Regions from separate parts of the Homo sapiens genome. Here region 2 is linked to region 1. A link is an interaction called in ENCODE POLR2A ChIA-PET data of the cell type or tissue named here. Cell type or tissue: A673. All regions are shown on one strand. Links, peaks and the distances in the headings refer to the core of each region. The heading gives the core; the rest is flanking DNA.

What was found. ChIA-PET counts read pairs that join two places held together with the same protein. Peaks named below come from ENCODE experiments on the same cell type or tissue, not always from the same donor. Only the 100,000 strongest peaks of a DNase experiment are listed, where the experiment ranks them.
Region 2: POLR2A ChIA-PET joins it to region 1 with 11 read pairs; 1 of 35 experiments calls an interaction of 5 or more read pairs at or near these places.

Annotation. Positions count from the first base shown.
Region 1 is chr15:47,951,651-47,954,569 of GRCh38, reverse strand. The region is part of intron 1 of LOC124900354 (a long non-coding RNA gene); the gene reads right to left. Among named protein-coding and RNA genes, the nearest start is that of LINC01491, 110 kb to the right of the region's middle. In A673, for the core only: no CTCF peak of the experiment used is centred there; a DNase peak (open chromatin) is centred at 1,539.
Region 2 is chr15:47,674,563-47,677,481 of GRCh38, reverse strand. It overlaps a transcript of SEMA6D not described here. Among named protein-coding and RNA genes, the nearest start is that of SEMA6D, 41 kb to the left of the region's middle. In A673, for the core only: no CTCF peak of the experiment used is centred there; a DNase peak (open chromatin) is centred at 1,581.

The DNA of each region.
Region 1 (2,919 bases), core at 171-2,670:
TGAAGGGAAAAGAGGTTAATTCGTTGGAATAAATTCATGGGATTTTTTTTTAAAGACACATCCTGAATCAAAGTGATTAAAACAACAAATGGATAAAGGGTAGAGCTGTGAGAGGACAAGGTTTGCATTACTGAGCATCTTGATTATGTGGGGAAGATGGGAAACAGATCTTGCCCATTCTGGTCTCAAACTACTAAATCCTGAGAATGCCAAGAGGCGAGTCACTGAAGTCAGAAGTTGGAAACATGGCTAAGCTGTCCAGAGTGTGGAACACATGGTCTCTGAAGGTTTTTATTAGTGTGTGGGTGAGAGTTCAGAAGCTCTACTAATTACTTTTGTTTTCAGAATTTATAAAGTTAAGACAGAAAGCGGAATATTAACACTTCACTTCCTCGTGCAGTCATTAATTTACTCACTTAGCATACATTTATTCATAGAAGCTTATTGGTACCAAGTATACCCTCAATGAGCAACCAACCCAAAATTGCAAAAGGGAGATCAAACAGGGAAGCTGTGGTAGGAAGTATCATGGCCTCTTCAAAGATGTCTATATACTAATCACAGAATTTATGTATATGTGATGCTGTATGTCAAGGGAAGATTAAGGTGTGCAGATGGAATTAAGGTTGCTAATCAGCTGACCTTAAAATAGGAGTACTATCTTGGAATATCTGGGTGGGCTCAATGTAATCACAAATGTTCTTAACAGATAGAAGAAGAAGGCAGAGGAGTCAGTGTTGGAGTGATGCCATGTGAGAAAGACTCAACTGGCCATTGCTGGCTTTGAAAATGGAAGGAGGCATAAGCCAAGGAATGAATGCAGGTGCCTCTAGAACCTGGAAAAAGCAAGGAAACAAATTCTCCTCTAGAACCTCCAGAAGGAATGCATTCCTGCCAACACCTTGATTTTTAGCTCGGTGAGACCCATGCTGGACTTCTGACCTGCAGGATTGCAAGATAAGATATTTGACTTATTTTAAGATGCTAAGTTTGCAGTAATTTGATATGGTAGCCATCGGAAACTAATACCGATGCCAAAGCAGTAAAGCAGGAAAGCACTCCAAAATCACAGGAGTGAGAGGAGCAGAAATGTCCTAGGAGAAGACAATGTTTCCTTTTGAAAAGGAAAGTTTACTGGCAACTTCCATTTGAATTTCTTAATTTCTTTCCTCAGTGGCAGTCACTACTTCCAAGGTGGCAGGTTCCAGAGCTGATTCATTATATAATCTTTTCTCAGGAGTATTCTAGCCACCTTTAAAGAAGCTAGGGCCATTTTCCTGACACTGCATCAAGGGGTAAGGTTAGTGGTAAAGAAACCATGCGGTAGGAAAGGCCAACTTTCTCCCTACATAATCCAATCGCATTATCTCCAGACTTGCTCACCCTCTGCTCTTTGCATACTGCAGCTCCAGAGCTTTCATACCTACAGACTTCCTGGAGTTAAGACTAAAACAAGAGTTGTGCTACAGACTACCGTTCCTATTATCATTTTTTGTGTCCTGCTGAGTCCTCCCCTCTTGGCAACTTCAGGACCACCCACTGGGAAGATAATATACAACCCATCAGGAAACTCCCAGTGCCCATCGTGGAGGCCAAGTGCTGCCAACTCTGATTGCTTCTGGAATGCCATTTCTTCCCTGCCCTTTCAATATTCTTGTTATGCGACTCCTATGATCACTGCCAATCTGTAGAAAATTACAGGATGAATTTTTGTGAAGGACTGAATTTGCATACTGGTCTTTTGTTGTTTATTGTTGGGGGGATTTTGCTTTTTGCACACAATTTCTGCACATTTTATTGGAAGTTATTGGGTTAGATTCATCCCATTCATTCACTAGCCTGGCATTGCTATGCATGTGCTGTAGGGGCTTAGCATTAAACGATTTTCTTTGTTCAGATTTGGATTGCTGTCTCTGCTTGCAAATTATTTTTCACAATGACTCCTTCTTTTCCTTCTCTCTCTCTCTCTTTCTCTCTCTCTCTCTCTCACACACACACACAGACACACACACACACACACACACACACACACACACACACACACAGATGAGGTTAGATATTTTTCCATTGCCAAGTTCAGGACCCATGAATACCTTTTCCAAGTTCAGGACTGTGGTAAGTCTTTACATTGGTTCCTGATTATCACACAGCCATTGTGTTCTGCTAAACAAAATAAATTATTAGGGGAAGACCCAGAACCCATATCTGCGTTTTAATAGAGCATAGTTTCTCAACCTTGGTTCCATTGACATTTTGGGCCAAGTAATTATTTGTTGTAGGAGGCTGTCATGAGCATACTGGGATGTTGAGCAGCATCCCCGGCGTCTACCCTCTGGATGCCATTGTCAATATCTCCCCTAGCTGTGAAAATAAAAACTGTCTTCAGGCATTGCCAAATGTTTTTTGAGGGGCAAAATCACCCCTGGTTGAGAACCACTGGAGTGGAGAGATCATAAACACCCAATTTCAAGCAACTTGTTAAGACAGCCTCAAAAATAGTGAACAGGCTCAGCTGTTTGCTCAGCTTTGTGGACCACCTGTGGCCAATTAGCTTGACAAAGTTATTGAGTTACAAGACTTGGACATATGGCCTCAACTACGGCAACTGTATGCGCTCTGTGGGTCAGCTTCACTGGAAGGATTGGGTTACATACATTCCACTTTTCTCTGCCCTTCAACTCCTTAAAGGCAGCTCAGTTACTCACTAACTGATAGTGATGACAGTTTGAGCCAACAACATGGATCCTTTCAATGTATTAGGTTAGTGTAAAAGTAATTGTGGTTTTTGCCATTGAAAGTAATGGCAAAAACCCCAATTATTTTTGCACCAACCTATAGTTGCATGTGCTAAGTAAAAATAGCCACAGATTATTGCTGAAATTATTATTGCTATTGTTGTTATTATTTAACAAGGAAAAA
Region 2 (2,919 bases), core at 206-2,705, 280 kb after region 1:
CTTCTCTCCTTGAATCTGCTTGACTAATAGAATGTGGCAAAAGTGACACTGGAAAATTGAAAGGCTAGGTCATGAGGGATCTTAGCAGCTTCTCCCTGGGTCTCTTGGGATGCCTCTTGGAACCCAGCCCCAGTGCTATGGGAAACTCTAGCCACATGGAGAGGCCATATACAGGCAATACAATCAACAGCCCCAGCTGAGCTCCCAGCCTATAACCAGCACCTACTGTTAGTCAAGAAGTGAAGCTTTCTTGGACATCCATCTCAGCTCAACCTTTACAACAGGGGTCCCCAACCTCCAGGTCGCAGACTGGTACCAGTCTGTAGCCTGTTAGGAACCTGGCCACACAGGAGGAGGTGAGTGGTGGGTGAGCGAGCATTATCACCTGAGCTCTGCCTCCTGTCAGAACAGCAGCATTAGATTCTTAGAGGAGTGCAAACCCTATTGTGAACTGTGCCTCCAAGGGATCTAGGTTGTACTCTCCTTATGAGAATCTAATGCCTGATGATCTGAGGTGGAACAGTTTCATCCCGGAACCACCCACCCACCCCACATGAAAAAACTGTCTTCCTCAAAACTGGTTCCTGGTGCCAAAAAGGTTGGAGACTGCTGCTTTCGTAGACTGAAGCCCCAACCACCATCTATGACCCCATGAAATATTCAGGAGAGAACTCTCTGAGTCCAGCCTACCCACAGAACCATGAGAGATAATGAATATCTGTTTCAAGATCTATGTGTTGGGGTGGTTTGTTTTGCAGCAATAGGTAACTTGAACAGTACCCTAGCCTGCATTGGCTCTCGGGTTCACACTATTTCTTGCTGAGTAAACTATTTGGGATTAGCAGGGTACCTCAATTGCTGCAAGTGAGAGCCATTAATCTCAGTTTGACTGGAGGAACAATTTAATGTCAGAATTCGTAAAATTGCAGAAATTGTAACTTCCCATCTTTTGCTTATATGGAAAACTTGCCTCCTTTGCTTCTAGGGGTAGTCATGGCACTAATTGTTGACCAATGAGGTATAAGCAGAAATGTGTGCGATTTTTCCAAAAGATTGCTTAAAGGAGCTGAGTTAGCCAAGAAGCAAGACCTTTTCATTCTACTTTACTTTCTCTCTCCTTCTGTCCTATGTCCTAGAACTAGACATGATGGGTGCAGTTTTAGCAGCTAGCTTGGATAATGAGGTGATCTCCAGTATAGAAGTTGCATCAGGCAGGGTCTAACCAGGAAAGCAAAATCATACTTCACATTTAATGTTGATTGAATTTAAAGGGGGGAAGTGGTTACACAGATCCTGGAAGAGCTGAGAAGCCAAACAAAATGGTGAGAAAACCTAGAGATTAGCAAGAGATTAGCCACTACCAATGCCGCGGGTAGGCAAAGGAGAGAGAGTGTCTTGCTGGAGCCGACTGCAGAGTCACCCAACAGAAGCTGAAACACAGTGGGCCTAGCCTGTAGGAGCCAGAGCCCCAAATAGACACAGCCACTGCCAGGGGCAGCCCAAGGCAGAAAGGCTTCTCCCCCCTCCCCCCTCCCCATTCCATCAAACTCTGGCCAATGCCTCCCACTGGCAAAACTCAGCAGGAAGCCAATAATCTCAAGAACCAGAGCAATACAAGCTACAGGGGCCAGCTTCCCTGCAGTACAGGGCACATCAGGGAAAGGGGTAGGGATGCCTCTGAGGGCAAATAAGCCCAGAACCACCACAGAAGCCAGTGCCAGGATGGTGAAACAGAAAGACAGAAGGAAGTTGAGCTCTGATGATCATGGAATTGCCATACAAAATAAATGCTGGTTTTCTGCAAGCTGTCATTTATTCTGATTTTTTTCTTATATAAAGAAAAACACAATACTAATTGATATCAATGCCTCTTAGGGAGGGGAGTACATTAGTGTGCCAAGTCTACCATAGCAAAATACCACAGATTGGGTATTTTCTTACAGTTCTGGAGGCTGGAAGTCCCACATCAAGGTGTCAGCAGGCTAGTTTTCCCTGAGGTCCCTCTCCTTGTCTTGCAGATGACTACTTTCCTGCTGTGCCCCTCACAGGGCCTTTCCTCGGTGTGTGCCCTTCTGGTCTCTCTGTGTGTCCAAGTTTCCTCTTCTTGCGAGGACTCCAGTCTGACTGAATGAGGGCCCACCCTAATTGCCTCATTTTAACTTAATTATCTCTTTAAAGGCTCTCTCTCCAAATATGGTCACATTCTGAGGTCCTAGGGATTAGGGCTTCAACATACAAATTCAAGGGAGACACAATTTCACCCATCACAAGGGCCAAGGAAAAGAATCAGAAAGTTGGAGAGTTAAATCATCCTAAATTATGTATGCCAACTAGAAAATAATAGTGTTGATAATGCCAAACAGCCAATAACCTCAGAAACATTTTTGTGTGGCTTTATGACACCAAGGTCACTCCTGGATCGAACACCTCTGTGGCTTACATTGCTGATATGCTGTTATGTAACTTAGCCTGTTTTATTTGCTCATGCGGAGGCTCACCATTCGTTTTCACTTAGATCACTGAGCCAGGAGGTCTTCTAAGAGACCTAGAATTTGGCAGGTGCTAATTATTGGCTAACCCCTCAACTAACAGGAATTCCCACTTCTGCTGGGGAAGGGATTCGGATGCGCAGTGAATCCTCAATAAAGGGGCAGCTGCAAAATGGTGTCAGTTCCATAGTCTGCTCCTATAATTAGCTGCACCTTAATCCTCATGTACACAATTCTTTCTGAGACTACAAAAGCGCCATCCTCCTCCAGCTGCCAGCCCTTTCCCCTAAGCTTGCTTTTGGCTACACAGCACTGCTTCTGAAGATGTAATTTAGCCTTTCGGTTTAAAAGGCAAGGTCTAATGAGTGATCCTGAGTGGTGATACGCAGAACCCTCACCCTTCCAAGCACAGTGGCTGCACATAGAATAA